Regions from separate parts of the Homo sapiens genome. Here region 1 is linked to region 2. A link is a loop called in an ENCODE intact Hi-C map of the cell type or tissue named here. Cell type or tissue: GM12878. All regions are shown on one strand.

Region 1 (4,000 bases), 50 kb before region 2:
GGTCCGTGGCTTCATTCTTGAAGTCAGTGAGACCACCAACCCACCGGCAGGAGCCAACTCTGGACACGATATGTCCATATTCTATATTGTGTACAGCATTGTAAATGTAAACTGTACATCGGGATCTCCCCATCTTCTCCTTTGAGCTTTTCCAAATAGTTTGCTCACAGAATGTGGAATTTACTGATGGTCTCATGGGGAAGCAAGAAGAGAAGCTCTTATAGCACAGTAAGTTGCTTAAAGATTACCGTTAGCCAGCCGGGCGTGGTGGCTCACGCCTGTAATCCCAACACTTTGGGAGGCCGAGGCAGGCGGATCACGAGGTCAGGAGATCGAGACCATCCTGGCTAACATGGTGAAACCCCGTCTCTACTAAAAACAAAAAATTAGCCGGGCACGGTGGTGGGCGCCTGTAGTCCCAGCTACTCAGGAGGTTGAACCAGGAGAATGGCGTGAACCCGGGAGGCGGAGCTTGCAGTGAGCTGAGTTCGCACCACTGCACTCCAGCCTGGACAACAGAGCGAGACTCCGTCTCAAAAAAAAAAAAAAAAAAAAAACCTTACCGTTAGCCATGCTGCTGATTCTCATTTCTCCTTTCCACTGAGCAGTCCTGGGCATGGCATCACGCAACCTTGGTGTCTCCTCTCTCCCTCCCTCTGTAGAACAATTACATTCTGCCCCAGACTGGCACACCCCCAGGCTTCTTGTTGCTCGGTTCTGTGCTTAACCAAGCACCATCTTCTCAAAAGAACATCCAAATCTCTGCCCTCTGGGAGGCCTCCTCCACCCCAGTCAAGTGGTTCGTGAAGGGGGACTCCTTCAAACACAGTTTTCTAAAGACGGGTCTTGGCCGTGCAATCCCCACCATCATTAGGAACCAACACTTCCAGACGTTAAGGGCTGAATTGTATCTCCCCCAGATTCACATGTTCAAGACCCAACCCCTAGTGTCTCAGAATGGGACTGTGTTTGGAGACAGGGACTTTATCGAGGTGATTAAGGTAAAATGGGGTCATATGGGTGAGCCCTAATGAGCAATATAACTGATGTCTTTTTTTTTTTTTTTTGAGACAGGGTCGCACTCTGTCACCCAGGCTGGAGTGCAGTGGCGGTAATCATGGCTGACTGCAGCCTCCACTTCCCAGGCTCAAGTAATCCTCCCACCTCAGCCTCTGGAGTAGCTGGGACTACAGGTGCATGCCACCACACCCGGCTACTTTTTATTTTTTATTTTTTATAGGGATGAGGTCTCTCTATGTTGCCCATGCTGGTCTTGAACTGCTGGGCTCAAGCAATTATCCCACCTTGGCCTCTCAACATGTTGTGATTATAGGCGTGAGCCACGACACCCAGTCGTGAGTGATGTCTTTATAAGAAGAGGAGATGGGACACAGACACGCACAGAAGGAAGAGCACATAAAGACACCGGAAGAAGACAGCCATCTATCTACAAGCCAAAGCGAAGCCTCAGGAGAAACCAACACTGCGGATACCTTGATATTACATTTGGAATAAAATGTATTGGGATAAAAACCCCAATACATTTCTGTTGTTTAAGCCACCCAGTCTAGGGCGCTTTGTTATGGCAAAGCACTCAGGCAAGCCAATATGCCACGTCTCTGCTGCTCTGCTAGGTCTCGGTGACTCTCTCTGACATACAGCATGTGCTCGGTGATACACCAGAAGAATAGAAATCACACTTAGAATCCAGCTCCTTCCTGGTCTGGCCCATTACAGGCCTTTCCAACTTCACATGCCACTCCCCCGTCACTGGCCACTGTTCCATGGGAAAATACACCCAGCTTGTTCCTACTACTGACCCTGTACTTGCCGAGCCCTCTGCATGGGTCTGTTTTTTTCCTGCCTTGGTCTTGCTTGTTACTGAGGTTTGGCAGAAACACCAGCTCCTCAGAGAGGACTTTTGGGCACCCAGTCCCCAAAACTCATTTCCCGTCACATCACTGCATGTGTTCATGGTGTGTAACTCCATCTTTCCTTGCTCACTTATTCATTTACCCAATTAGTTCATCTATCCACATCAGATGTGTGAGTTTTGTGAGAGCAGAAATCGTGTCAGTTGGATGTTTTCTGTTGCTGCTGTAACAAAGTAATGCAAATTTTGTGGCTTGAAACAATACATACATATATATATATATATACACACATAATTTTTTTTTTTGAAGTGGAGTTTCACTCCTGTTGCTCAGGCTGGAGTGCAATGGCGAAATCTCAGCTCACTGCAAGCTCTCTACCTCCTGGGTTCAAGCGATTCTCCTACCTCAGCCTCTTGAGTAGCTGGGATTACAGGCATGCCCCATCATGCCTGGCTAATTGTATTTTTAGTAGAGACGGGGTTTCTCTATGTTGGTCAGTCTGGTCTCAAACTCCCGACCTAAGGTGATCCACCTGCCTCAGCCTCCCAAAGTGCTGGGATTACAGGCATGCGCCACCGCGCCCCCAGCCAAAACAATACAGATATATTATCTTATAGTTGTGTAGGTTGGAAGTGCAACACAGGTGTAAGTTGCATTCCTTTCTGGAAGCTTCTAGGGAAGAATCTTTTTTTTTTTTTCTTTTTTCAGCTTCTAGAGGCTGCCTACATTTCTTGGCTCGTGGCTTTTTGCTCCGTCCTCCAAGCCATTGCATCTCTCTCTGACCATAGCCGGGAAAGTTTCTTTGCCTTCATCCCCACATGATTACATTGGACCCACTTGCATAATCCAGAATAATCTCCCTATTCCAAGGTCCTTAGCCTTAATCGCATCTCACAATCCCTTTTGCCATGTAAGATTACATATTCACTAATTCCAGGGATTAAGACATGGACATCTTTGGGGCGCATTATTCTGACCACCATATCTGTTTTTTCCCTTTATATGTCTAGTGTGGAGAACAGACCAGGAAATTAGTAGGTATTCATTGACTTTGCTGGGTAAATGAAAAGTTACCATTTATTGTGCAGATATGAGGCGCTGGGCAGATGCAAGGTGCTCTATGTGTGTTTTCTCATTTGCTCTTTACCATAACCCTCGGGGGTAGAGTTTACCCCCATTTTACAGCCCCATTTACTAAGGCTCACAGAGGTGACATGACTTACCCAGGGCCATCCAGCTAGTAAGTAGGAGAGCTGGGATTTGAACTTTTACCTTTCTGCCTCCAAAACCCAAAGTCTATATGCCCCTCTTTCGCAGCTCAGGGAGGATGTCTCGAGCCCGGGCGTGTTGTACCCACAGGTATCTTACTTACATCTGCTCACTGTGCCATGTCAGCACCGCCTGTTCCAAAGGCAGATTCAATGTTGCTTAGGCCGGCCAGGCACGGTGGCTCACACCTGTAATCCCAGCACTTTGGGAGGCCGAGGTGGGTGGATCACTTGAGGTCAGGAATTTGAGACCAGCCTGGCCAACATGGTGAAACCCTGTCTCCACTAAAAATACAAAAATTAGCCAGGCGTGGTGGCACATGCCTGCAATCCCAGCTACTCTGGAGGCTGAGGCAGGACAATCTCTTGAACCCGGGATGCAGAGGTTGCAGTGAGCCGAGATTGCACCATTGCACTCCAGCCTGGGCAGTAAGAGCAAAACTCCATCTCATAAAAAATAAAAATTAAAAAAAAGATTGCTTAAGGCCTGTCTGCCTCTCTTTCAAAGGGGAAATCCCTCAGCTTCTTTAAATAAATTCAATCCTGCCAACTAGAGATGAGGGTTGATTAGATGAGATTGGGGGAAGAAGCCCTCCTTCTCAATGAGTGGTCCAGAAACCAGCAGCATGGGCACCCCATGGGAGTGGTCAGAAATGCCGACACCGAGGGCCCTGAACTGCTGAGTCAGGCTCTTCTAATGATCCCTAAGTGGTCTGCACACACATCATGCCTTGGAGAAGCCCTGCTGTGAGGCACCCACGCAGATCCAGACACTCACTGACCATGGTGGGAGGTGGCACCTATTTTATTTTTATGATGAGAGGGAACCTCAAACTCTACTGTGATGTAAGTGGTCTC
Region 2 (4,000 bases):
TGCGCTTCTCATTACAGAGCCGGCCTGTAATTAGACTGTCGCTTGGCTTTGGAGAATGTGCCTGTCAGCACCCCTGGCTCTTCTGCCTCTGCAGAGGCCCCTTTATTTGCTGGCGAGACCTCATCTCCGTGCACAGAGCCATCCTTGGAAATGAGGTGATGTCTGTTCTTCCTGTGACCCTCTTTCACTTGGGGTCAGCTGAGACAAGACCTGCAGGACATGGATGGATGGAGAGGCAGGTGACAGAACACAGACTTAGTCCCGGCAGGGAGGGCAAGGAAGGGATCCAGAAAGAGAACTCTGCAGCGTCTTCTGCTAGGCTGCCAGGCCACTGCACTGCAGATTCTGAAACAAGTTAGGTCTTCTTGGGGTTTCCTGACATAACTGTCCTCACCCTGACATCTCAGCCTGAGAGGGAGGAGTGAAGGATACAAGTGTCAGGCAGACCTGGCCTGAATCCTGGCTTTGCCTCTTACTAGCTGTGTGACCTTTGACAAGTGACTTCCCTGTTCTGGGCCTCAAATTCTCTACCTGTAAAAATGGCGCAAATGACACTTCAGAAGCTTGTTATGATGATTAAGTAGATGCAAAACACTTGGATACACTAATCACTCCAAATAATACATGATAGCTGTTATCTTCTTTTTTTTTTTTTTTTTGAGACGGAGTCTCGTTCTGTCGCCCAGGTGGGAGTGCTGTGGTGCGATCTCCGCTCACTGCAAGCTCCGCCTTCCGGGTTCACGCCATTCTCCTGCCTCAGCCTCCCGAGTAGCTGGGACTACAGGCGCCCGCCACTGCGCCCAGCTAATTTTTTGTATTTTTAGTAGAGACGGGGTTTCACCGTGGTCTCGATCTCCTGACCTCATGATCCGCCCGCCTCGGCCTCCCAAAGTGTTGGGATTACAGGCGTGAGCCACCGCGCCCAGCCCAGCTGTTACCTTCTTTAGCCGGGTTCCATCCTGTTTCCTTTCCAGCATTTGGCTGTGCTTTTGCCCATGCAGGTCCCTCTACCCAGAATATCAATATCCTGAATGATTTGTTTAGCAAACTCCTATTGATTCTCCAAGACCCAGCTCAAATGTCCCTTCCTCTGTGAAGCCTTCCCTGACTACCCGAGCAGCTGGTTACTTTGTCATCTGTACTCCAACATAATTTGCTTTTGCTTTTGATGCAATCCAGTCATTGCATGGTAACTATTGTAACTGTTCCCACTGCCCTCCGCCCTGCCCCCACACCCTGCACCGGCAATCCTTGATGTACCCTGAGCCCTTGGCTAGGCTGTGAGATCATGAAAGATAAGGCCTCTACTTGTTCTTCCTGGTAATTCACAGCGTGGATGTTTTGTGATTCTTGAGTTGAATGAATATATGACTGCTGGAAACAAATAAATGGACAAATGGATGATTATAGGGAACATTAAACACTGATATAAGAAAAGCACAGGTCCAAGGAAACTGTGCCCTTTTCCCCACATATTGCTTTATTCAAGCCCAGGCTGGGTTAAACGTTCAGGAATAAGGAAGGCTATATTCTGCCTAGAGAGAGACCACCTAGGATGGAGGATCATGGAAAGAAACTGGAGACAAAAAAGGAGGAATTCTAGACCCATCTGTCCCCCGGACCTGCTGAGCGACCTCAGGCCAGTCTCTTAGCCTCTCTCTGCTGCAGCACAGAAGGCTTCAGAAAGCCCCCACCCCTGGGGCTGGGGGAAGAAACCCACGGTCTGAAGAATGTAGAGGCCAAGCTAAGGTCAGTCACGGCTGACGCCCTTTCAGGAAGGCCCCACTCCTTGACCCATGACGGCAGAGACTGGTGACACCTGCCAGCCCCACCCTGGAGAAGGAAGGGCCTCAACCACAGTCACGGCTATGAGCTGGAATGTTTCCAAGAGAGGCCCCTGCGGAAGGAGCCAGGCACTGGCTGCTGGAGTGAGCATCAGTTGTAGATACAGGGTGTGCAGGTCTGGACCTGACCACACCCCAGCATCACAGAGGCCACTTGCTCCCAGTCCAAAGAGGCCTTCTATCACCTCCTAGCACACTCCAATTCTTCTGAACCGTGCAGGCTTTGTGCTCGCTTCTCCCCTGGGCTGGCCCTTTCTCCTCATTCTGGCCACATTGTAAGTCATCTCCTTAGGGACCTCCTTTAACCACCCCACCTAAATTGCCTCTCTCATTCCTGGTCTCTCTTCAGTCACTCTCTACTTCTCCGCCTGATTTTATTGACCTCCCAGCACTCACCCCACCCTGAACCATCTCATCTTCTTCTGTGTTTACTGCCTGACTCTCCTTTATACCCTCAGTTGTGAGTCAATGACCCGGTCTCTCTTAGTTAGGTTTATCCCCAAGTCTTAGCACAGAGCCTAGTACAGAGTGGGCCACAGGGGTTGAGTGAATGTTTGTTAAGTGAATGAGTGAGCTATGAATAAGTAAGTGGATGGATGGATGGATGGACGGATGGATGGATGAGTGGGCCAAACTCTCTGAACCTAAGTGGGAACAGGCCTCTGTGTGTGGTACCAGGCCAATAGGCTATGGGTTTTCTCACGTGCATCTCGACAGCTGGGTCTTGTGCTGAGACCTTGGAGCCCCTCCATGGGCTCTGGAGGGTCCAATTTTTGGCTGTACCCTCAGTTGCCAGCACAGGGCCAGAGTCGATGTCCAGAAACTGGGCATGCCTATGTCCAGTGAATGGACAGGGTCAAATTCCTGTAGCAGGAGCCATTGGGAAGTAGTTAAGAGCATGGCTCGGGAGTCAGGAGTTGATGACCTGGGTTCAAATCTCAGCTGTGACACTTTCTCACTCAGTAGACAGAGCACTTTTCTTACCCTCTCTGGGCCCCAATTTCCTTAGTACCAAACAGACTATATCGGTAGCTACCCCATGGGGATATTGTGAAGAGGGAGTGAGACAATGCATAGAAAGTGCTGGCACTCCATAAGGACTCAACACTAACATCAGAGCCCATGGCTCCAGCACCTGCTGAGGGTGCTGGCCCACCACAGCGGGCACCTGGTAGGTGCTTGTTAAGTGAGCAATGAACTCACATGAAAAGCGATGCCACCTTCAACCTCCCTCTCAGGCCATCCAGTGTCTTCTTCAGTTGAGACCCCTCCAACACCTCCCTTTACTGCTCCTGCATTGCCACCCTACGCTGAGCTATAGCTACATCCCGTCATGGTGTGCTGGAGAGAAGGGTGGGACCACTTTGATTTGGTTTTCTTGGTCAGATAGTTCATTTGGCAAGCATGGTCCTGTTGCCTACTCTGTGAGCAGTGTGAAGCTGAAATAAGGAACAGAATCCCAAAACATCAGGGATCATCATAGACTCTCCCAGTTGGGAGGAGACATTCAGGCTTTTCTCCTTCAAGAACGGGGAAACTGAGGCCTCCCTTGGGAAGCAGACTTGCAAGTTGATGGCAAAACTGGGACTCACTCCTTGATGCTTTGGCTTCCAGAGCTGCAGCCCTAAAGGGAGTGCTGCCCTCAGAAAGGAATCCTTTTTGTGTCCGGAGAAAAAGTCAGGTCATACTTGGAGAGTTTTAATTTGTTTAAAAGGGCTATGACTGGCCGGGCATGCTGGCTCACGCCTGTAATCCCAGCACTTTGGGAGGCCGAGGTGGGCGGATCACGAGGTCAAGAGATCGAGACCATCCTGGCCAACCTGGTGAAATTCCGTCTCTACTAAAACTACAAAACACAAACACACACACACACACATTAGCTGCATGCGCCTGTAGTCCCAGCTACTTGGGAGGCTGAGGCAGGAGAATCACTTGAACCCAGGAGGCGGAGGTTCAGTGAGCCGAGATTGCGCCACTGCACTCCATCTTGGTGACAGAGCAAGACTCTGTCTCAAAAAAAAAAAATGCTACAACCACCTCCCAGACAATCTTAAAAATGAAAACAAACAGAAACAAAAGCAAAAAGTCTCTGATTGGCATAAACAACAAAGAAGTGGTAAGCTGGGGACTGGCCGAGTCTGGTGTCCCCTCTCCTT

The links. Hi-C counts contacts between places; a loop is a spot of excess contacts. Peaks named below come from ENCODE experiments on the same cell type or tissue, not always from the same donor. Only the 100,000 strongest peaks of a DNase experiment are listed, where the experiment ranks them.
Region 1: a loop joins it to region 2, with 2.3 times the contacts of the local background. A loop is called at or near these places in 3 of 110 quality-filtered maps.

The regions. Positions count from the first base shown.
Region 1 is chr5:173,685,045-173,689,044 of GRCh38, forward strand. No RefSeq gene overlaps it. Among named protein-coding and RNA genes, the nearest start is that of LINC01942, 2.4 kb to the right of the region's middle. In GM12878, no CTCF peak of the experiment used is centred here; a DNase peak (open chromatin) is centred at 2,087; H3K27ac peaks cover 604 bases.
Region 2 is chr5:173,735,389-173,739,388 of GRCh38, forward strand. All of the region lies in intron 1 of LINC01484 (long intergenic non-protein coding RNA 1484), which reads right to left. Among named protein-coding and RNA genes, the nearest start is that of LINC01484, 8.8 kb to the right of the region's middle. RefSeq lists an enhancer at 1,748-1,907. In GM12878, no CTCF peak of the experiment used is centred here; a DNase peak (open chromatin) is centred at 1,853; H3K4me3 peaks cover 533 bases; H3K27ac peaks cover 2,092 bases.